Regions from separate parts of the Homo sapiens genome. Here all the other regions are linked to region 2. Evidence: chromatin loops called from intact Hi-C (ENCODE). Cell type or tissue: PC-3. All regions are shown on one strand.

Region 1 (8,000 bases), 75 kb before region 2:
AATATTTCCATTTTTTCCCCCTTTCCTCTTGTCTGATTATTTCCAGCTGCTGTTCCTTTACACGTCAGATTTGTTTCTCCTGTGTCACCTTGAGGCAACTGACATTCGTGACTAATTATTAGAAAGGGCAGCCTTTTAGTTTATTTTGATGAAAAAGTCTCAGAGAACTCTGTTAGATACACTGTATTTGAGCAGGTGACATGTTGATGTTTGGGATTTGGGAAACAGATCCAGCAAAAGTAGAGTTTTTAGCATGGTAGCTGGAGGAGTCAGAAGGTCCAAGGAGAGCTTCATGAACTTATTTATTGCTAACGCCCTGTGTATTCTCTGAACTAATTCCAGGCTTTTAAACTTAATACCAAACAGCCAGGCCAGGTGGTCACGGGGCTTACGGAAGGGTCATCTTGGAGCAAAGAACCACACAATGAACTCTTATCCAGCTAACGTTTTTTTTCTCCCCTGTAAAATCAAATTAAATCAACCTCAGTTTGGAGGATGTGGAAATGGGGGGAGAGTATGATTGGAGTCCTGGCCATTTGGTAATGCCAGTGGTTTGTGGGAGCAGTCTGGCTATGAAGGATGCATAAAAAACAACTCTACAATTTAAACTTATTTCAGAAAAGGGCTTTTTGTTTGGCACACACTGTTGCAAGCCATTTTTGATCCTTCATTGTGAAACCTTCATTCGTTGGCATATTATATAAGGTCAGCGCAAATACGGTGTTGAAAACACATGGATCATGGTACATCCCTAGAGCTGTAAAAGAGACTGATAAAAGATGGTATGTACTAACATGAAGAGAGCTCCAAGAGATATACTACTGGGTAAAAACAGCAAATGACAAAATGAAGAATAGAGTTGCTACCAAAAAGGGGCAGCAAACCAATACACTCTTTTGGATTTCCAGTGTAGAGGAAAATCTTACCTCAGTTCGTGGCACACAGTTATCAGTGGTCTGGGCAGGACCTTTTTCAGAATTACCCTGTACAACATTATTTCTTGACTTTCTTTTATCCTTATTCCCTTACTCGTGCCTTTCCCCCTTAGTCAACCTTTTGAATATTTATGTATATCCTTTGTATATATTCTTGTAAAACATGTTATTATTTTACATGCTTCTTTTTCTGAGGTGTAATCCACATAACATAAAATTATCCATTTAAGATTAACAATTCAGTGGCATTTAGTACATTCACGACGTTGTTTAACCATCACCTCTGTCTAGTTCCAAAACATTTCCACCATTCCCCATACCATGAAACAGTTACTTTCCATTTTCCCTTCTCCCAGCCCCTGGCGACCACCTGTTCTGGATATACGTCATATCCAGAATACAAATGGAATTAAACAGTATGTGATTTACCTATTCTGGATACACTATCCAGAATATAAATGGAATTAAACAATATGTGATCTTTCGCATGCATGTATTTTCAAATCAATCTTTATTGAGATCTAATTTACGTAGATAAAATGTACCCACTTTTTAGTGGACCTTGTGTTTTTTTTTTGTTGTTGTTGTTGTTATTTTTGACATCTTTCACATTTGCTTACAGCAACCCCACTAGGCAGGCACCGTCATCACCCTGTTCTGCAGATGAGGCTTGAGGCTCAGGGATGCCGAGTGACTTGCCTGGGATTGCATGACAGCTTAGGATGTGGAGGTGGGCAGGCTGGCTCTAGAGTCCATGCTGCTCCACCACTGTTGTCCACCGGCCTCTCAGGTCTTCACGTGGGCGATTTCAGAGCCTGCCTTTTTCCACACAACATTATACTGTTTATCAGGTTGATAAAAAGTGGCTATAGAATATTCTACTATTCGTATATACCATAATTGAACTACTTAGCCTTTGATGGATTTTTAGGATGTTTCTAATTTTTGTTTGTCAGAAACCATATTGAAAGGAACATTAAGGATTAAAGAAAATTCTAAAGTCATATATATTCATTATAGAAATATGAGCAAGCAAGGAAAATAAGCTAAAAACATATAAACATTCCCCCCAAGGTTAACTGCTCTATGCAGTTTTTCACATGGTGTTCCAGTTTGTCTTACACTTTTTTTTTTTTTTTTTTTTAAATATGGCTGGCTTTTGTCACCCAGGCTAAGCTGGAGTGCAGTGGTGTGATCTTGGCTCACTGCAACCTCCACCTCCTGGGCTCAGGTGATCCTCCCACCTCAGCCTCCCGAGTAGCTGGGAATACAGGCACACATCACGATGCCCGCCTAATGTTTTTGTTTTTTGTAGAGACAGGGTTTTGCTATTTTGCCCAGGCTGGTCCTCTATATATTTTTTTTTAATAGGAAAAAAGCACTTGAGAAAGGACGATATCATAAATGAAGTTTTGTAATAGAAAGTTTATAGTATACTGTGAACATCTTTTTATCTAACAATAGTGAATATTTACTAAGTGCTTAACACATGACAGGGACTATTTTCATGTTTTACCCTACTCATGGCAATCATTTGAGGTATGTGGTTATTATGGCAGATGAGATTTGTGTGTTTTTAAATCTACACAAATAGTTTTGTGCTCTAGCACTTAGTATTTCTCACTTTCTAAATTCAGCGCTATGTTCTTATGATTAATCCATCTATCTACCTTGTTAGACATTTGCTGTCACCATGGGTTTCCTTATCTCTTCTTGCAACTCCCAGTTTCCACACACAGCGTTGCAGGGAACATCTGTGAACATGCACTCATGGATCTGTGGGTCGAGTCACTGGGAGACACATCCAACAGGATGAATGGATCATGGGATATTTATGTACTTAATATGACTAAATATTGGCAGAGGCAGATTCTCCTCCATAATGGCTATCCTGGAGTCTATACTCTTCTGCTTTATCTTTTTTGTGGTTTCAAGGATGTATGTATAAATGGCTAGGAAAAAGGACCAGAAAGAGATATACCAAACCAGTAACACTGGGAACATTTACAAGGAACCCAGGAGGGAGAGGATGATCGGAGGACCCTTAGGCTGTACTGGTCATGATATGATGTGTTGTAAGGACAGTGTCTTCACGTGTAACTTACTATTATAATTTACTGTTTACAAAAAAGGTCTGAAATGTGACCTTTACCTGAAGTTTACAGGGCTATGCTATGAACACATTTCAAGTTGTGAATGCCTGGTTTAAGGTTAGTCATGGAGCATGGAATGAGTTCTTCTTTGCAACTTAGTGCTCTTTGAGGCATGCTCTAAACAGTTATCAGGTTATACCAGTGAGCCCTTTTCAGACATTTAACTGAGGTTTTTCACATCTCACATGGCTCAGAGAGGTTGAGTAATTTTCCCAGGAGCACAGGGTCAGGAGAGTTGGCCAAGGCAATGTGGAGAGGTGGGTCAGAACAGACAACTTCATGAATGAAGGCTTGTTCAGGAGGGCTTATTGGTCTGTACTTAAGGTTAGGGAGGAAGTCGGTGCTCTTTCCCTGCAGGTGAGATGGGGAGGAAACATTCTCAAGAACAGTAAGTTTCAGTAGCTTCCTTACGCAAACACTCCACTGAACGAATATATTCGTCTGGTCTGTTTGTTAAGCACAAGGTATTCAGATAATCTTTGCCTGACAAGCTGCTTTTGTTTCTGTAAAAGGAAGGTAACAGGAAGGTCTTCAATTTACGACTCAAGCTTTCTTCTTTCACCTCTTCTAAAGTGAGAGAAACAAAGGTTCTGGATGACTGGATGAGATATTTTTTAAAGGTGCCATTCAGGTTCCTTTTGGGTATTAGTTTCAACTGAGATGTCTCATTCTTTCTGTGGAACTAAAACGAATAATGATCAGTAAGTCATTTTTGAAAGTAACTGTGACAGAGTGGGGCAGTTAACCACCACCTCTCCATTCCCAGCAGCTGGTATGCACACCCTGATTATGGTATAGACTTAGTTAATAAGAGAACCAGTGAGTGTTTGTGTCAGAATTTTGCTTTCAGAACCAGGCATAGGAATTTATACATGAACGCCCTGTGCAGAAAGAGGAGGTGTTTGCACACAGCTACACTGACAGATTATTTTCCACTCTTGCACAGTGACTAGTACAGATTCCTCTCATGAGCTCCTCAGAGACGTAAGACAGGGCGTTGATGATGCTTTATCAAGTAGACAGTATGTTTGCTACCCACAACTAAGTAAAATTAAAATATAAGAATAAATTGGAAGGCAGATGCAGATATAAAGTCCCATCTTTAAGGCAGGAATACTTCCTATCATCAAATATTACCCAGAACTCACTGGTTTAGAGGTTGAAGGCACAAAGCATGGTTGAGAAGGCTGAACTCCTGGCCTGTCTCTTCACAGGGTTGGTGAACTCTGGTAAACTCTAGAACAGAAATGACCCTTATAAACAGGTGCACATATGTGGTGAGTACCTGATGAATGTGTGCTGACCAATAAATAATTACTACTACTTCCTCTTGACTCATGTGTTTGAAATGAAGAACAGTCACTCTAGTTGCAGTCTATACTTGTGTGGAGCAGGGAAGTTGAGCAATACATCCATATTTAGTAACACTCTTGAGATGAGATAGATGGGGTGGGAGAGATAACAGTCATTCTTTGCCTTTTGGGTGGATCTAAGTTAAAATATTTTTATTGTCTAGATTTATAGCTAATTAATAATTTTTTTTGCCCTAGAATATTGAGGGTGCAAGATTTTAAAGTTGGATTTAGAGGAACTGAAGTTTCAGTTTGTTCATTGTGATTACGTAAATAGAGAAAACGGACTAATACGTTATACTTTCTCTTTTTAACCATATAATGACTACTCACCATTGAAATTTTGATGAGCATTTTTTTTGCCTTATTTCAGAGAAAGACAAGTGAAATTATAATTAAGTTGTATATTATTTTGTGTAGATTGTCTCTTCTCTAGTGTTCCTGCTGAAAACAAAGAGGAGATTAAAGATTTTCCTGTTCAGATTTTAAATCCGTTATTCAAAGTTTGAGGCTGGGCGCAGTGGCTCACGTCTGTAATTTCAGCACTTAGGGAGGCTGAGGTGAGAGGATCATTTGAGGTCGGGGGTTTGAGACCAGCCTGGCTGACATGGCAAAACCACATCTGTACTAAAAATATAAAAATTAGCCGGGTGTGGTGGCAGGTGCCTGTGGTCCCAGTTCCTAGGGAGGCTGAGGCAGGAGAATCGCTTGAACCCAGGAGGCGGAGGTTGCAGGGAGCTAAGATCATGCCACTGCACTCCTGCCTGGACGACAGAGCAAGACTTCGTCTCAAAACAAAACAAAACAACAAAGTTTGATAGTTTGCTTAACTAATGGGAGTAGGTGTCTTGATGTGTGTGCAGCTTGTATGATCCAGTAACTGATAATGAAGTTTGCAACATCTCTAAGTTAGAAATTTTAATGAAACCACAACATATTTTCTTTCATAGCAATTCTCTGAGCCAGCATTTCAAGAAGGGGTGGGAAAAAAATGGTGATAAATGACCTTTGAGGTGAACTTTTGATATTTGCATTGCAATTCTTTGGGTTTACACTTTTAATTTTTAAAATTGCAGGTGATATTTGTGAAAAGTGTCAGTTTCCAATATGTTCACAGTAGTGATAGTATGACTCAAAAGAAGTAAGCACATATATGCCTATTTTATCAATGGATGTCTTCAGAGTTGGTGTGCCATTTTTGCAGCATGGGTGAGAATTGAGGTTTTTCTAATTACATGAGTTTCTTTCTTCCTTCCTTCCTTCCTTCCTTCCTTCCTTCCTTCCTTCCTTCCTTCCTTTCTTTCCTTTCTTTCCTATTTTTTTTTTTTTTTTGAGATAGAGTCTCACTTTGTCACCCAAGCTGGAATGTAATGGTGATCTTGGCTCATTGCAACCTCTGCCTCCCAGGCTCAAGCAATTCTCTTGCTTCAGCCTCCTGGATAGCTGGGATTATAGACGCCTGCCACCACGCCTGATTAGTTTTTGTATTTTTAATAGAGACTGGGTTTCACCATGTTGGCCAGGCTGGTCTCGAACTCCTGACCTTAAGTGATCTGCCTGCCTCGGCCTCCCAAACTGTTGGGATTACAGGCGTGAGCCTCCGCACCCAGCCTAATTACATTAGTTTCTTTCTTTTCGTTTGTTTCTGAGACAGAGTTTTGCTCTTGTCGCCCCAGGCTGGAGTGCAGTGGTGCGATCTCGGCTCACTCCAACCTCTGCCTCCTGGGTTCAAGTGATTCTTCTGCCCCAGCCAACCGAGTAAGTAGCTGGGATTACGGGCATGTGCCACCGTGCCCGGCTAATTTTGTATTTTTAGTAGAGATGGGGTTTCTCCATGTTGGTCAGGCTAGTCTCAAACTCCTGACCTCAGGGGATCTGCCCACCTCCGCCTCCCAAAGTGCTGGGATTACAGGCGTGAGCCACCGCGCCAGGCCTTACATTAGTTTCTTATAGTAAGAGAAAGGTTTCAAAGTTATATATATCTAAGAATACACCTACCTTCATAGTTGAGCTTTTTTCCCCAAAATACATGTTTTTCTGGTGGTCTCTGTATTTTCCATCACTTTAAAAAAATCTAACTTATTAAAAGTTATTTGATTTTGCTTAAGACTTTCATCATCATCAGTAAAAATTTATGAGACTGCTTCTGTGCATTTGCTTCCTACGGGCCTAGGGGTGCAAAGGAAAGGGGTAGAATCTAAGATTCTAGGGTTAACCAAAATCGAAGGTTTGTAGGCTTCTCTGAATTTAGGTGGAAGAAGGTGGAGAATGTGATTCTGGGTGGTATTGTGCTATCCTTGGGATAGCCACTAAGCTTGTTCTACCAGTCAGGCTGGGCTGAGCTATGGTATGGTAGCAAACAACCCCACATCACAGGAGATTAGCACAACACAAGTGTATTTCTTGCTCTTGCACTTCCCTGTGACTGTGGGAGATATCTTAAGTCAGCTGTCCTTCCTGCAGCAACTCAGTCAGCTTCAGTCTTGTGGCTCCATCCTCTGTTATCTCTAGCAGCAGGAGGGGAAGAGTCATGGGAGCACTGCTCAGGGGCTTCCCCGCCTCAGTGATGGAGAGGTGCTCATCATTGCTCACATTTCACTGGCCAGAACAAGTCACGTGGTCCTGCCTATTTCAGGGTAGTGCAGTGCTTTTGTGCTCAAGAAGGAGACATTTGTAAGCCCTAGTAATGTCTATCACACGTGTCTAAATGAGAATTGGAATCTTGGAGAAGACATTGGAACTAGAGATGAGAATGTGAAAGATGTTATGTACAGAAAAGAAAATGGTGGAGTGGATTCATAAGGGAAAGCACATAATTACGGAGGGTACAGTTTTCCATAATGGTGTCTCTGCATGTATCTTTATTCACAACCCAAGCAATATGCTACCCTGGACTAAAAATATAAGGATAGTCGTAGCCACTGTCAGAAAAGTCAGAAAGTTTCTGTTGGTTCTGTTGTTGATTTGTGTGCTATGTGGACATTGTCTGCCTCCAAAAGTGTACTTTCACTTGATCATTTTAGGGTTATATAGTCCAATAGGTTAGCAGATCCTTAAATCTTGTTGGTGACAGGTTGTATTGGCCAGAGCTTAGGTGATAAGCTGGTGAAAATGCCTAATTTTAAATCTCAATGGGATTAGGAGAGAGTTTATATATCTTCTTATACATATTAAACATTATGAGGACACTTTCTATTACGTTTTTTCTCAGGAGTGTTCATTACATGACCTTGACATTGGAATGTATGACCATATTTCTGCTCCTATCCCCAGAACATCTCCGGAGAAGGAGCCTGCTGAGTCAAATAATGAGCCAGTTTCTGTGGGTTTTACTGCCTTGGTTCTTCCTCTCTGATCTTGCCTTTCCCACTACTGTTCTTCCTTCTCAGCTATTCTTCCAGTTTACTCTTCCCTCCACTTTTGCTTATTAAGGTGTGGACTTTGGGAGTAGACCGACCTCAGTTGGGATCTCATTCCTGTGATTAGCTCTTTGACGTTGGAAAAATCACTGTCCAAACCTCACTGTCCTTATCTGTAACACGAGGCTAAATACTTGTAAT
Region 2 (8,000 bases):
GCCCATTACCAGCGATGGTATTCTCCAAGGTGTAGGGGATAGCAGAGGGCAGGTCTTCCTTTTTTTTCCTGAGAGAGCACCGTAGACATGTTTGGAATAGTTCATCACCACTGTAAAGCTCACAAAGAAGAGACATGCTCAAAAAATCACAATTTATAAGCAATAATGTCTTACATAAAATAAAGGTGATTTTTTTTTCCCTTTCAGATTTTGGGGTAAGTGCGTTCCTAGCAACAGGGGGTGATGTTACCCGAAATAAAGTAAGAAAAACATTCGTTGGCACCCCATGTTGGATGGCTCCTGAAGTCATGGAACAGGTAAAAAAACAAAAAAAGTGACTTTTTGATGGACATAGTACAATCGTACAGATCATTAATATGCTAACATTTCATTTGTATCTAGCATTTTAGTAGAATGCATAATGTAACTAAGATTTAATTCTCAATTGCTAGCTAATTAGCAAACTAACGTGAAAGTTATACATCAACAGCTGTGGATTTCTGACATGACATGGACTTGATGATGTGTAACATGCCTGCTGTATGATTGTGTTTTTTTCCTGCTTTCTTTCTTAGGTGAGAGGCTATGACTTCAAGGCTGACATGTGGAGTTTTGGAATAACTGCCATTGAATTAGCAACAGGAGCAGCGCCTTATCACAAATATCCTCCCATGAAAGTAATTACAATTGGAAATACTACATCGGGGTTGAAATGTGATTGGACGGAATCTGTTTTCTAATTCTCTTCAACATCTTCATTCTTCTCTTAGACCCGAGGAGAATTAATGGAGGAACGCAGCCAAGTTGAACATTGTCTGATTTTCTCAGTGGACAGAATAGGACAAAAGTAGCATAATTCCCAGCTTTGAAGCTTGCTTTATAGTCTCAGCACAGAGTTAAGAAAATAATGTTATCAGATTGGTTGATGGAGGTTGATAGCTATGACAAATGCTGGTCATTACTCTTTTGATAGCAGAACAACGCCAGGTTCCCAGAGAATATCTCAAAATAGATTATAGTGATGTCATCTCTGCAAATGGGTTTCCCAGATTTTCAGAGCTTTTTTTTTTCTTTCTTTTTAAGTGGACTACAACATTTTTACCCCTGCTCTTATAGTGTAATGTTGGCAACTGATCTGATATAAGTGAGCCACAGTGTTTTTAGGATGCTATTTTCACGTTTCTGCTCTTCTTTTAACTGGTTTATACCTCATTATTTCTCTTAGTTCTGAGATAGTGGTATCAGGGCTTATTTACCCAACTGGATTTTGTTTTGAGGCTGAAATAGTTTAGTGAAATTATAATGCTATTTTACATAGAGTATGGTCTATGATTGTTTCATGGTTACTGGAAAAATTTGGGAGGATTTATTTTAAAAACCCAAGAATAAAAAGTGAGTTTTACTGATTAAAAGAAGTAGTATACTCATATTGTAGAAAGTTTGGATGTGCAACTCAGACTAAAGAAGAAAAACAATCATCCGTAATCTCATCAACCAGACAATCTCTACTAAGGTTTCAGTGTAATTCATTTTATTGTTTTTATATATATATATATAAATTTTTTTTAACATAGTTAGGATTTTAGTGTATTTGTGTGTGTGTGGGTACATATACCGGATTTTGCTAGCAGAAAATTTAAAATTGAAGCGTAAACAATTGAAGTGACCTCTTGGAGAAAAAGCACTGAAGTAATGCTGAAGGATTTTTTCTTTTATTCAGTTTTTCTTTCTTCATTTTCTTTCTTTTGCCTCTTCTCAGTGTTTCCCACCTGAATTCAAAGTCGCACTTGCTTGTCCCAGCCTGACGTCCTCTAGGACTTTTCTTCAGAGTTCCCAGTCTCCCGCTTTCTCCTGTGGGCTATTATCCTCCACAAACAATAAGCCGTCACTTTCACGCTTCATCTATTCACACATCTGAAAGTGTTTGAAAAGAGGCTTGACATGTATAGCATTTGCATAAATTAAGGCTGAATTATGCATTAATGAGTTTTATTGATTGTACAGGCTAGTAGTTTTCTACACTTTCCACTTTTTTTTTAAAGCAAATACTTTTGAAGTTAGTATGAAAGAGTGGAATTTTTACCGTTTTGATTTAAAGTTGTATTTTATTTTGTTTTGTCCCCCTCCGAAAGCAGCAAGGACTTTGGATTTGATGACAGTTTTTAGCAACTCAGTTATATTCTGGCTATCCTTCAGTGTCCTGCTCTCTCAGCTTTGCCAAGCCTTTTAGCAATTTTCTGTATGTTTTCTCATTTTTTTAAAGGAAATCATGTTACCTCCTGGGATGTTGTGGTTTTATTTTTAGGGCTAGTAATGTGTTACAGAAGCCTTGAGTACAGGCAGTTCCTTACTTATGAATGACCTGTATACATGAACAGTCACTGCCTCGCTGGCCCTCTCTCTTCTCCTCCACCCGCTTTCCCAACTAGCCTGTGCTGGAGCTACGTGCTCCTCAAGGCAGTACACGAGCCAGTTCCCAGAAAGCTCTGTCCGGGATCATTCTTAACACATAGAGCAAGTTTTGTAAGTTCTGTCAATGGAATAACAAAAAGGTTAAAGGGGGCATGAACACATTTGCAGTGGTAATGAATACTTTAAATACACAATTTCTGCAAAGTTAAAATCATGGGAAAGCACTTTGTATCTAATCAAGGATGGTTTTTTACACTTTTATGAAAAATTCAAAACTAGATTGTAGCAATTGCTATACTGAGATTCTGTCTTCATGTTTGTTTCTGCTGCAGGTGTTAATGTTGACTTTGCAAAATGATCCACCCACTTTGGAAACAGGGGTAGAGGATAAAGAAATGATGAAAAAGTACGGCAAGTCCTTTAGAAAATTACTTTCACTGTGTCTTCAGAAAGATCCTTCCAAAAGGTAAGTGAAACTTAGTGGATGAGTTAATGACCTGGTTTGAGCCATGACAAAGCTTTGTTTGTAGATGGGGAAAGGCTTTGTGAGGACACTGGAAAGGTATTTCTTGTCTGGGAAACCCTGCTGTGGTCCCCAGATTTCCAACCTGTTAGTGAAAGACGGTGTGGGTCCAAGAGGGAAAGAAGTGGGTGAAGAACGAAGGAGAGGCAGAGGAAAAATTGTGGTGTTAACAAGATTCACTGTGCTTGTTAAGTGTGGGCTCTGTCATCAAAGGAAATGAAGTAAAACAGAAATCAAAAGAAATTGGCAGTGCTGCATTCAGAAGCTGAGCTAATATTCTTCACTGTGTAGGTTGAACTGACCTCTCAGGATTTGAATATCCTGCTAGCTCCAGTCTAAACTAGGCAGAGCTATTGAATTTTGCATGAGCTTCCTGTTAGTTGCAGAACAAGTTGTTGGTGCTGTTTAAAAGATTATCAGTAAAGAAGATTAAGGAGATTTTTTACCTTAAAAAGATTAATCATGTAAACAGAAGCAAATGGCTTTAAATTAACATTAGTGTTTCCTATTTATTCTTGGGTTATTGCCCTGCACTGTAGTGTGTCTGTTTTCTGAGTTCCTTTTCTTCCTTCTTAATTTCTGTGACTTTGAAATATCCTGGTTAGTGATCATGGAGCCCACTGTTCTTTGTCACCTAGAGGAGATTGTTAATTATGTGAATGGCCTTGCCTGGGTAAGGTCCCTTTGTGGGTTCTTGGTTGTATGTGGTGTTATCCTAGCATAGACCAGGAGAGGCCTCTGAGAAGTTCCTATCTATCCTAATCCACCTGAGGATCCAATTTGATCCTTATATTTTAAAACATAATAACTGACTTCTCTTCTGAAACTTTCTTTTTCAGGGAAGGACTCTGCTGTTAGAAATGATTCCTTTATTTTGATCTTAAATTTTTATGAAACTTGTTAAGCCTTTACACAGTAACTTACAGTTTGAGTAGGCAAGCCTTCTCTAGTTTAAACACAGTTTCCATAATTGTACCCATTCTTTGTAGCTGCTCACTTCATTCCTTTACATTTGCTGAATTTGCCTTGAATCTTTTCCATATCAATCACTTTTCTCATGGAGCCAGGAATGAAGACTGCTATTAGCCATCTTGAATTATTTATTGTAAAAGGGATGATTATTTTGTCATACCTGTGTACTATTTCTATGTAAACATCTCATTTGTTATTTATATTTGATTCATAGGGCTTGTTTTCCTTCCAAAATTTTTTAATCTTTCATTGAGATTATTTCTTCAACCTCCATTTGGGTGAAATGCTCTTAGATTCTAATTTTGTTTTCCAACATTTGCTTATCTTCCCCTTGAATTTGGTGTCATCTCCAGTAAAATTTTTTGACATCTTCAAGAAAACAGAATTTGATCCTTCATAGCCCAGCAAGAGAAGTTCTTGTCTTTCCAGTTAGTACTAGGTTATTATAGATGGTCTTCCTGATTCTTGAACGACAGTAATTGAGATTCCACCTAGTGGTTGTGATTTGTAATGTCACACAATTCCAGTTTTTTAAGAAAATTGTTCTGTAGGGTAGAATCGTTAGTGTACTTAATGATATAATAGTGTATTTCTTTAGGAGATTTGTATGTGATTTGGTCAAAACAAATTAGATTGACATACATTATATTTAACAAACCCTTTTTATTTCTTTTCTTTTTTTTTTTTTTTTGAGACGGAGTCTTGCTCTGTCACTGGGCTAGAGTGCAGTGGCGCGATCTTGGCTCACTGCAACCTCTACCTCCCGGGTTCAAGTGATTCTCCTGCCTCACTCTCCCGAGTAGTTGGGACTACAGGCGTGTGTCACCACGCCAGGCTAATTTTTTTTGTATTTTAGTAGAGACGGGGTTTCACTCTGTTGGCCAAGATGATCTCGATCTCCTGACCTCGTGATTCGCCCGCCTTGGCCTCCCAAAGTGCTGGGATTACAGGCATGAGCTACCGCACCCGGTCCATTTTTATTTCTTAATAATCTTGAAAGTCTTTCCGGATTTTATTCATTATATGAGCTTAAATATCAGGTTCCTTCTATTCCACCAAAAAAAAAAAAAATCCTTTAGAAGAGCGTCATATAACATATATTCAAAATCTTCAAATCTTTCCTTCAGAGACCACTCTCTTAAAAACACTGTTGATGTACAAAGTATTAATCTTTTAAGGTCTTCTTTTAGATATTTTCTCCGTAACTTAATTTGTTCTCACTATTGTGCAATTGTTCTCTATACCAAGCAGCTATAGACTGTTAGTGGCACATCACCTTCCCAGGTAGCTCTTTCTTATAATGAAAAGACACGTAGGTTGAGTTTGCGGGGGGAAAAATCTATGCAATGTAAGAATGGAAAAAAGCAACATTGTTGAATTACTTTTTAGATAGGATGCAATTTCAACATATGAATTCATGACTAATTTGATAAGTAAACATTGAATTTCCTGCACAATAATAAAAGAAACCAGGAATATTTTCTGCCTTTGCTTTTGTCATTGGAGAGTTCTTGCCCTTCCTCTGTCCCCTTTCTATCCCTCTTTTTGTGCTTGGTTCAGATGCCACATCCTCCTAGAGTTACATACCTGTGGGTGGGATTCCTAGCTCTACTTTATCAACATCTGCATGGCTTAGCTTTCTTGTCTGTACAGTGGGCCTTAAAATACCCACTTCATAGGATCGCTGTGAGGATGGGAAGAGAGAATGTGCTGTGGGCACTTCAAACTCATAGCACAGTGCCCAGGGAGTCTCTAAGTACTCACAAGATTAAGATTGCCATTCGTTATTTGCCTTTTTTTTTTTTCTGACCAAGTGGAGTTGTTGAAACTTTTATGCAATAACTACAGTATGTTGAAAATATGTCTTTTGTAGCACTTATTACACTGTGTACTCTTATTGATTTACACACCCCAATTCCTCAAAAGTTTATAAGTGTTTTTGGGAGAACCTGTGCCACTTATCCTTATATCCAGTGTCTGGTTTGTATTATATACTCAGTACCATTTCTTGAACAACTGGAGATTGGGAGCTTGCAATTTGGGGGTGATTTGGACCCGTTGAAGAATGTTTCATAAACAGAAATCAGATTTGAGTAGGTTGAAGAGTGAATGCAAAATTTTTGCCAATTTTTATTATTTCTCTTGCCTAAATGTAGATCATCTACCTGTAACCTGAAAGTTTACTGGTGCCAAAGCCCTGGTATTGCTGAGTACCTCATGAGCAATGAGTGAAAAAATATTGCGAGAAAACAGTGACCAGGACAGATTCACTCATATGCATCAACTCTCAGGCCGCTGAGAGTAGGCTGTGTTTTTTTGTCAACGATGAGAGCTCATGGGACTTTCCTCATAAAAGGGAGCTGGGGTGTTGCAGACCTTTGGTTCGTCTGAGTCTGTGTTCTGCATTGACGTAGACAGAGAGTTGCTTATATTTGCATACCAGAACATCTTGCTATTCCTTAAAAATAAAAGAGCCTTAATCTTGTAGACTACATGCTTTGTATGGCTAGCAACTGTAAAAAGAACCAACTTTTTTTTTTTTTTTTGCAACAAGGGGGATGATGTTGCATTGATAAATCCTTAAGAAAGGAATATGACTTGAATATTTCTTTTGTGGGGAGTGGTGTGGGGAGGAAAGCAGCTCTGCTTGAGGTCAAAGGGCTGTTGGAACTTATTAATGCAAATTGTTAGAACTATTTAAACTATATCATATTCATCTTGAATCTTTTGAAAATTATTTTAAGTCTCAGTGGACTTTGGTTCATCCATATGCATTAGCTGAATCCTTTAAGAGATTTTCTTCTGAGAATGTTGTTACTTGCAGACTGCTGCATTGTTTTTAAGGATTTAAAATTGAATCATTGTTCAAAGCCTGGACCATTATTTTGGTTGCTGGTAACATTTTAGCATTTCTCATAAAACTGTTTGTACTTACATTATGCTGAATTGTTTGATGTTTGCTAGTGGCCATGTAAGACGTGACTGTGCTTGCAGAATTTTCTTCTGTAGTACTCAGCTAAAAGGTAGGCTGTACTGGTGGTTCCACATTAGCCAGGCATTGGCAGTTGCTATGGCATAAAATAAAAATAGATAAATGAGAAAATAAAAACCAAAAAAACCCTAAAATCAAATGGGCAGCAGGACCTCAGCTTTTCTCACACTTCCTATCACTGTCTTCCCTCTGTCATTTTCTTTTTTTTTTAGACAGAGTCTCGCTTTGTCACCCAGGCTGGAGTGGAATGGCATGATCTCGGCTCACTGCAACCTCCGCCTCCTGGGTTCAAGTGATTCTCCTGCCTCAGCCTCCTGAGTAGCTGGGATTACAGGTGCCCGCCATCACGCCTGGCTAATTTTTGTATTTTTAACAGAGATGGGGTTTCACCATGTTGGCCAGGCTGTTCTTGAACTCCTGACCTCAAGTGATCTGGCCTCCCAAAGTGCTGGGATTACAGGTGTGAGCCACCGCTCCTGGCCCCTCTGTCATTTTCTTAATTTCTTCCAGTTCCATTCTTTCATTCTTTCTCATGGAGATAGTTTGGCATATGTAGGATTTTATCCCAAAGTGATAAACACTTCAGCTGATTTGAGCAAAGAGAAACCTCTAATCTGCTATTTAGTTATTCTCTGTGTAAAGTTGGAATTACCTATTACTTAACAATTAAGCCAATAAAAAAAGAAGGCGGGTTGTTTAAACCAATTCTATTTTGTTACCTTATTGTGTTTTTGTACTTACTGATGAAGGCTGAGAGTGGAGTGGAGTGCAGAGAAAGGAGTTTTCTTTGCAGCATGCTTTTCCCTTTTACATTTTTGGTTACCATGGCAATGACCTTGCTGGAGAAGGCAAAGTATTTTCCCAGCCCCGTATCTCAAGGTATCCCTGGTACTTCCCAGCTTTCTCTCTACAGCATCCTACACTTGACCCTTCCTGTGTGGGGAGGAGGATTTTTGGTGGGGGGATGGTGCAGAGGAGACAGGGAGGCACTTTGCCTCCTTACGTTGGCACTTCCTCTGTCCTCTTTTTTTGCTAGCACGAGTCTCATTTTCATTAAGTCTTTCTCCTGTTCCCCGCTGTATTGAACAGATGCATAGATTT
Region 3 (8,000 bases), 54 kb before region 2:
CTCAACATAAGTTGAATAACAGCAGATGCAATCAGCTGGCTGTTCAGCTTTGTTTATATCTTTACCCATAATGTTTGAGGTATCATGTTTTCTGGATTAATAAAATAAATTTCCAGATAAATAAAGTCCAACTTAATTTCAATCCTAGGTGCTGGAAATAATTCTGAAATTTAATTATGCCTTTTGTACTAATTTCTACTAAGGCAGGCATTGTCTTCATCTTTCATTTGTAGTGAATTTCTGAAAAACCCACCCAAAAAATCAAATAATAAACTTACATGTTATGAGATAGAGGGAATGTTGAATCTTCATTTTTGTTTTTATTTTACTTTAATTAATTAATTTATTTTGAGACAGAGTCTCGCTCTGTTGCCCAGGCTGGAGTGCAGTGGCGTGATCTTGGCTCACTGCAACCTCTGCCACCCAAGTTCAAGCTATCCTCCCACCTCTGCCTTCCGAGTAGCTGAGACTACATGCCTGCACCACCATGCCCAGCTAATTTTTATTTTTATTTTTTAAATAGAGAAGGGGTTTCGCTGTATTGGCCAGGCTGGTCTTGAACTCCTGACCTCAAGTGATCTGCCTATGTCGGCCTCCCAAAGTGCTGGGATTACAGGCATGAGTCACCATGCTAGGCCAAATCTTCATTTTTGAATAGCCCGATACACATACATTTCTGAATTATTATTCTTTGGAGTGGATCTGCTCCTTCTGGATGCTTGCAGGCGGGCGAGACCCTTCCCAGGCTGGCACCTCTTGTCCCTGACGCCGAGGCATCTGCTTTTCCATGCTTCAGGCCTCCTTTCCAGTTCCTTCCATGGGGGCCTAAACTCGATTCCCTTATTAGGAGGTGGGTACCTGGCCCCTTCGGGGATAATTTAGGGAAGTTATGCCACCTCTGTGGTAGCAACTGAAAATGTGGCCCATGGACCAGCAGCATCACATCACCTGGGAGCTTGAGAAATGTAGAACTCACCCCTGTCCCATACTAACTAAATAAGCAGCAACGTTTTCACAGCACACCCAGGTGACCCCTTATGTTGTCTCCACATCTTTCAATACAACACAGTCCTAACACCTTAGCCCCCAGCCCCAAGACTAAAGGAGGGAACATTCTCCTGATGTCCTGCCAGGCTCCGACTCATGGTATTGTGGGATCTGCAGGTGGCCTCACTTAGGAGAAACTCTGGGCTGGGGCTGCTGGAGGCAGAGACTGCAGCATGCTGCTGCTTCCACCGGGGCTTAGCAGGTGTTCCGTGCCCTTCATGAGGGTGTGTCTTAATTTTCCTTCTCACTCAATGATGTTCTCAGGGCCCCCTGGGGTTGCCAAGACACTACTTTTCACTGCACTGGACATTTGTGTTCCTGCAGTTCATATCCTCTTCCCTTGTGGCTCTTATTTTCTGCCATCATTTCAGACTATGGCATCATGCCCCTGCTTCTGGGTGAGAGTGTGTGAAGAGGGGGGGGAAGAAAGACTTCTACCATGCAGAGGGTGACCTGACTTCCTGTATTGCGGTTGTAACTTAGGGGAGGGCCTCAGGTTGTCAGAGGAGACAGGAAAAGCAGGAGTTGGGTTATAAGTGCAATCAGATCAGATGGAGAGGTGGCATTAAAGTGAATGGATTTTCTTTTCCTGTGTCTGTGAGTAGGAGAAATGTTTTAGTTACTTGCTGCATCATGGATGTGGTAGCCAGGGCTGTTTAATTACCTGAGAAGTGGGGCTAATTGTATCTTGAACAGTGAGTCACTTTCCTGGCATAATTTTCTCTGTGCCCAATCATTACCATATAAAAGTTGTCAGTGCTGGCCCTCAGGAGTGGGATTTGAAGAGGGGGAGTTAATAGGAAGCTGGCAGGAGCTGGGGCTGAGTGGGAGCAGAGCTGATCATAGGGAGGTGGGGATAAGTAGGCATTTTCTCAAAAGGTTGTAGTGGACCTGGTTCTAGTTTCTATCCAGGTGTCTGGGATAATCATGTGGATACTATTAACCCCAACAGTCAACATTCTTAAACACTTCAGTGCTAGACATGTACATTTATATTATTATGTTTACATGTATAGTCTCATTTAATATTTACAGCCCTCCTGTGAGGTAGATGCTATTGTCATTTGCTTTTTGTAGTTGAGCAATGTGCAGCACAAAGCACACAGGCAGCTTGCCCAAGGTCACATAGCTTGGGGCTGTGTGACCCCAGACCCTCCGTCATAACCATCACTCAATCCAGAGGAAGTAGATTGGGGTGGAATGGGGCGGGGTTTGGAAGTACAGAGCGAACATTTGGAAAGTGTTAGATATTAAAAAGGATCATTTTAGGAATTGTGTTGGAAAACAGAGTGAAATGAGAATTTTTTTTAAAAGCCTGGCTATTGTTAATGGAGCTTGGAAAAGCCCCAGCCTCGTTTTGGAGCTGGTGGAGGTCACACTCCCTTGGCTCCTTATTAAGTGATTTCCTCTAAGCTCCAGATAGACCTTCCTAGAATCTGCTTGTGGTGTTGGGTTGGTAGTCAGCAGACCTCCTTCCATGTTCCTTCTTTGCCTGCTGTTTCCCTGTTAAGCTGTGCTAATGGGGGCACCAGGGGAATTTTGGAAGGCTGTGGGAGGGAGAAGGGACACGCTTCATCCTGTTACTGTTCTTGTCAGCTTAGCTTCGGAAAGGGTCTTTCCCTCTGCCAGCAGTAATTGGTTTCCATTTCCAGTTTCCTTCTACCTCTTGGAACCAGCCTTCTGCCACCCCCTGAGATGCCATCCCAGTCCCATGTAGACCTTCAGAAAGGGCTCCTCTTCAGAGGTCAGGGTCCCAGCCCTGTAGGTTTCCTCCTAAATGTGTAGAGTCTAATAACCACCACCTCCTCCCTTTGATTCCTACAGTCCTACCCAAGGAGTGGTAGCTGCTTCCTACAGCTTCCTGAGTAACTCTGTGTTAACTCAGTCTTTTCCATTCTCTAGCACCTGTTGAATAAGATCTTCGTATTAAATAATATGTCGCATTACATAGTATTGCTTCCATTTTCCTAATAGCCCCTGACTGATTAATTTCCCCAAGCCCTAGAATCCTGGCAGAGGTGTGGCGAGAGAAGCTGATACGCAGGAGGGAACCATGGTTCTCAAATCTAAGGATATGGGTGAATTGCTGGAGAAGCTAATTAAAAATGCAGATCCCAGGCCTCCAGTTGCAATAATTGTGATTCAGTAGGTTGGATATAGGGTTAAGAATCTGCTTTTTAAACAGACATCTTAGGTGTGGCTGATGTGTAGTTATCCTCTTCCTGAGGCTTTGAAAAAATCTGCCCAAATCCAGGGCCTTCCCATGGGGTTATTTCTTGACTCTGGAGTTGTTGTACTGGGGCTTAGACACCAATTTTAATTTTTTTTTTAATAGGGCGTGGGCTGTGGATATGCTAATAACCTTTGATTGAAGACCACCAAGGTTGTATATTGCCCCTGGAGGCTGAAAATCCAACCCTTGTTTAGCCCACAAGCTCTGATGCAATTAGCTGGGAGAAAAGAGCTTTTCCCCCTAACTGGGTATTGTCCGCATGTCAGGCCCTGCACTCCGTTGTGTCCAGTCAGAGGGATTCCTTTTTCTTATTTATGCAAAGCCAACGTGCCTATAGCTGCAAAGAAGGGATGGAGTGGGACTGACCTGGAAGTAGGGACTGGCTCTTCTTTTTGCATATAGAGCCCTTCCCATTTACAGGTGGCTTGAGGTTGAAGCAGTAAGGAATCAGAAGCCACCACCACAGCATACATATTCAAACCAGGACACTTGTACCTTTTGGCCTTGCCAGTGGGTGTATCCGTTTATCTGTGTGAATAGCAATAGACATTTCTTTGTGGAATGTTTGGCTTCCATTTGGTTGATTTAATCAGTAAAACAAGTGGGTTTTGCTGGGAGGAGGTGGATTATCCCTTCCAAGCAGAACAGGAAGTTTTTCAATATTGCCAGATCGTTGGACTTTGAGTTTGCAAGGGGCAAGGACTTCAAAGTGACCGTTTACTGACTATAAAAGTCAGATTTTCTCAGTAGGAGTGTGTCCAGCCTACAGTCTAGTGCCTGATGCAGTGTTCCCTGACATGGATTTCGAGGGCTGTTGTGGGCTCTTGTCTGTCCTTCATGTTGTTGTTTAGTGTTTTATATCATCTCTCTATGCTCACATAGAATTATTGAAGTCCCTAGTTTATATTAGCCTGCCACATTTCGTGTGGCCCTACATGCTGAGCAGGGGCCAGTGGATTCAGTTTTTAAAAATTGAAATTCGGATGGAACATTGCTCTTCAGAATGAGCTCTCCTATGAGACCTGACTTTAGAATTGAACTGGATGTTCTGCAAATCAGAAATGCCTGAAGGCAGAGAGCTTCCCTAGGCTTGTACCTTGAAGTTAACTGCCACATCCCCCACAGCGACCTACTTAGAGATAACACATTGAATAAAAGTGCTCTTCCCCTTGCTTTAGGTTATATAGCCCACCAGTGCCTGCTCTCCTCTGTGTAGACCCAACTTGGAGCACACTTCATCTGCCTTGTCTGCGGGTGTCTTCCCCAGTGATGGGCTGATGTGCATTCCATTCACTTAGCCAACACTCTTGGAGGCCTCCTGTGTTCCAGGCAGTGGTCTAGGTGGAAGGGCTGATTCTAGGAATAATAAGGCCGGAGGAGACCGCTCCACAAGCATAGAAGTTCTAGGATGAAGTAGGTAGAGAGTCCCTGCCTGGGAATGGTGAGGAAGTGACTAATTCTCCTTGGAGTTGTTCAAGAAGGCAACATCTCAAGTGATTCATTCATAGCTCGGGCGGGCTAGGTTGTCCTCTCTTCTCCCTATACTCCCCATCAAAATGAAGTAATCTTTTTCTTAGAAGGTAAACAGCTTCACTGGCAGAAAGGTTATGTGTTTTACTCCAGGTTGCATGTTCGTCAGTATCAATATTAGGACTAAAATCCTACAATAGAGTTTTAGCTTTGAGGGGCTGAACCTCTGAGTAAGTGCTCTTGAGACTAATGTTAAATGTTTTTGTTTTTAAACCGGCAAGCAATCATATTCCCAGAGTGATTTTTAAAAAAATCTATTGTGTTTCATTAAGAAAACAAAAATGCCTAGAAGTAAATTCCAATATTAATCACGTTGAATTAGATGGAAATTAGAGTCTGTTCTTTTTTAGCTCCTTATCTCACACATGCAACTCATCTGGTGGCTGGCTTGAATTTACCTAGACTCCCTAATAATAATTTTCATTATCATTGAAAGTTATTACAATTTGTAAATTATTGAATTTCTTTATATTAGGTATCCCAATCCACATACTTTCTGCATGTTCAGTAAGTGTACTCACTGTAGGGTTTTTTGGTTTTTTTTTTTTAGTTGTTGCTTGAGATGTAGCTTGTGGTCCAAGGTGAGTTTATTTACATTTGTTCTGGTTTGATTCCTCTATCTCTTTTAAAATCAGAACCGAGGACTACTTTTTATTTTTCTGTGGTATTATCAGATGGTTCTTGATGAGTTATATACAAGGGCTGCTTGTCTTCAGTGAGGTCTGAGACCTCTAAATGTTTTAACAGGCTTTCTCAGGTAAGATAGTTTATCCAGGTCAGTGGTGAAACATAAGTACATTTCACTGAGTGGCCATTAATCCACCTCATCCTACTGTTTGCTTTTTATGTTTTATTTTATTTTATTTTTTTGGTAAGCTCTAAATCTTTTCCAGCAACCCTGGAAGGAGGCTCTACTAACTTGTTCTTTTGACGGAGGCAGAAGGACAAAACTCAGTCAGCTTGGTGGTGACACAAGCCAGGTCACTTAGGAGGGTCACCAGTTTGTAGCTGCCTTGAGAAACATGGTCTTGCTGCACTGGGCTCAGTGGAGGCGAGCGGTTTGTGCACTGTTATCCAGACAGGCCAGCAGGAGCGTCTGTTTTATAAATTAATGCGTAGGGCAAGTTGTGTGTGTCTCACCGTTACTGTTCTTTGTCTTTGACTTGAGATTGCACTGTGCACATGTTCCTGCCACATAGAATGCACCAGATGACAGAAGAGTCGCTGTGATAAGGTTTTCTTTCTGTGTGAAATAGTAAGACGAGGAGGATGGTGACATGTAGCAGATCAGTTTGGGTCAATGTGCCGAGTACATGCTCATACTATGTTGAACCATATGACATGAACATTTTTGATGTAGAAAAATGGCAATTTCACACTTGCAATCTAATAACTTAAAATTGGGACCATCAAGTAAGGAAGGGTGTACCTTTGAAGGCGAATAGCAGTAACACACTCAGGCAAAATAACAGTCTGTGGTGAACTTTTATTAGACTCACAATGCTTTTATAATTAAAAAATTAATCGTCAACCTTATTGTATTAGGAGATGTCACACAGAATTCTGGATTTTCAGCCTTTCTGCAAAATTCTGACTGTCTTGCTATGCCAGGTCAGCGATCTCAGATGGTGACAGTTGGCTGAAGCAGAGTGGCACTTGTACTCCTGTAGAGCTCACATGTGTGTCCATTCATCCAAGTCCTCTCCTGGCCAGCTTCTGGTCCTCATGTGACTGACTGGCCTGTGGGCTTTGAGGTTGGACACATGATATAAATAGAGCTCAAAGAGTAAGCTGGGGAAAGGCAGGATTAGAATAAATCAGCTGAACCAAAGCCATTTGTTTTGTTTACTATCCATCACCAGCTAGCACCTCTAAAAAGAAAGCCTGAGCCCACTCTTGACTCTGTTCACTGGCAAAGGACAGCTGAGCATACTTAAGGAGTTCTTGCACGTGCTAAGAGATGGTCAAACTCTTATTAAAGTTCCAACTTTGTGCTTCTCATTTAAATATAATATGGTGATTAGAACTTCCTTCCAGGGGCCATAACTAATGTTACAGGCTAATGTGATGCCTTGAAAAAAATCTTGCCATTTATGGGAAGGGGTTACTGGACAATTGACGTCTTAACTTTAACGTAAAGTTCTTATGGACTAATTTTTTTAAAAAAAGTACTAGATGTTTATTGCTACATTGTTCATATGGGGATGAAAACTAGAAATAAAGGGGATACTCATCAACAGAAGGAGGGCTGAATAAATTATGGTACATTAATACTATGAAATATTACGTGGTATTAAAATGACAGATTGACAGGACACCAGTTGACCTGGGGGGATTTCCCTAAGGAGCAACGCTAGCTAAGATTTAATTAGTGCTTACTATGTGCTAGGCACAGTTTCAAAGACTTTTTTTGTGTTAACTCATTTAATCCTCACAACCACTCTATGAGTGAAGTAGCATTATTGCCGTCTTACCAATGAGGAAACTGAGGCATGAAGAAGTTAGGCAAGTCATCCAAGCATAAGCAGTTAGTATGTGGCAGGTCTGGGATATGAACCCATGCAATCTGGATTGACATAGATATTTTAAAATAACTTTTTTTTTTTTTTGAGATGGAGTCTCACTCTGTCACCCAGGCTGGAGTGCAGTGGCATGATCTCAGCTCACTGCAGCCTCTACCTTCCGGGTTCAAGTGATTCTCCCACCTCACCCTCCTGAGTAGCTGGGATTACAGGTATGCACCACCATGCCTGGCTAATTTTTGTATTTTTAGTAGAGACGGGGTTTCACCATGCTGGTCAGGCTGGTCTCAAATTCCTGACCTTGTGATCCACCTGCCTTGGCCTCCCAAAGTGCTGGGATTACAGGCGTGAGCCACCATGCCCGGCCTTAAAATAACTTTTTAAGGTTAGATATCAAAGTGCATTATACATGACAATCTTTGCTATGGAATATTAATTCACAGCTGTTTCTGAATTGGATTGTCTCTTATATTTTAAACTCTTATGCTCATCATGCTGTATCAGACTTTAGAAATCATTTAGTTCTTTGGTTTCCAAATTTAGCTCTCCTAGCCTCTCTTTTAAACCAGTCTAATCTTCCTGGTGCTAAGCAAAATGAAACTCAGTTCTGACCCTGAGCCACTTTGCCCTCTTTTCCCTTGGGTGCCATATAAACAGTAGATATAGTT

What was found. Peaks named below come from ENCODE experiments on the same cell type or tissue, not always from the same donor. Only the 100,000 strongest peaks of a DNase experiment are listed, where the experiment ranks them.
Region 1: a loop joins it to region 2, with 5 times the contacts of the local background. A loop is called at or near these places in 3 of 110 quality-filtered maps.
Region 3: a loop joins it to region 2, with 2.6 times the contacts of the local background. A loop is called at or near these places in 6 of 110 quality-filtered maps.

Annotation. Positions count from the first base shown.
Region 1 is chr2:168,207,769-168,215,768 of GRCh38, reverse strand. All of the region lies in intron 1 of STK39 (serine/threonine kinase 39), which reads left to right. It overlaps LOC124906088 (a long non-coding RNA gene), which reads right to left and starts at 4,319. Exons shown (of 2, transcript XR_007087283.1): 1 at 4,237-4,319; 2 at 2,346-3,770. RefSeq lists an enhancer at 3,750-4,949. In PC-3, no CTCF peak of the experiment used is centred here; a DNase peak (open chromatin) is centred at 4,428; H3K4me3 peaks cover 918 bases; H3K27ac peaks cover 3,853 bases.
Region 2 is chr2:168,132,966-168,140,965 of GRCh38, reverse strand. It overlaps STK39 (serine/threonine kinase 39), which reads left to right. Exons shown (of 18, transcript NM_013233.3): 6 at 208-317; 7 at 576-677; 8 at 2,745-2,878. Among named protein-coding and RNA genes, the nearest start is that of STK39, 110 kb to the left of the region's middle. In PC-3, a CTCF peak has its summit at 4,395 (motif pointing left); a DNase peak (open chromatin) is centred at 4,375; H3K27ac peaks cover 1,134 bases.
Region 3 is chr2:168,186,770-168,194,769 of GRCh38, reverse strand. All of the region lies in intron 1 of STK39 (serine/threonine kinase 39), which reads left to right. Among named protein-coding and RNA genes, the nearest start is that of STK39, 57 kb to the left of the region's middle. In PC-3, no CTCF peak of the experiment used is centred here; a DNase peak (open chromatin) is centred at 4,769; H3K4me3 peaks cover 957 bases; H3K27ac peaks cover 3,427 bases.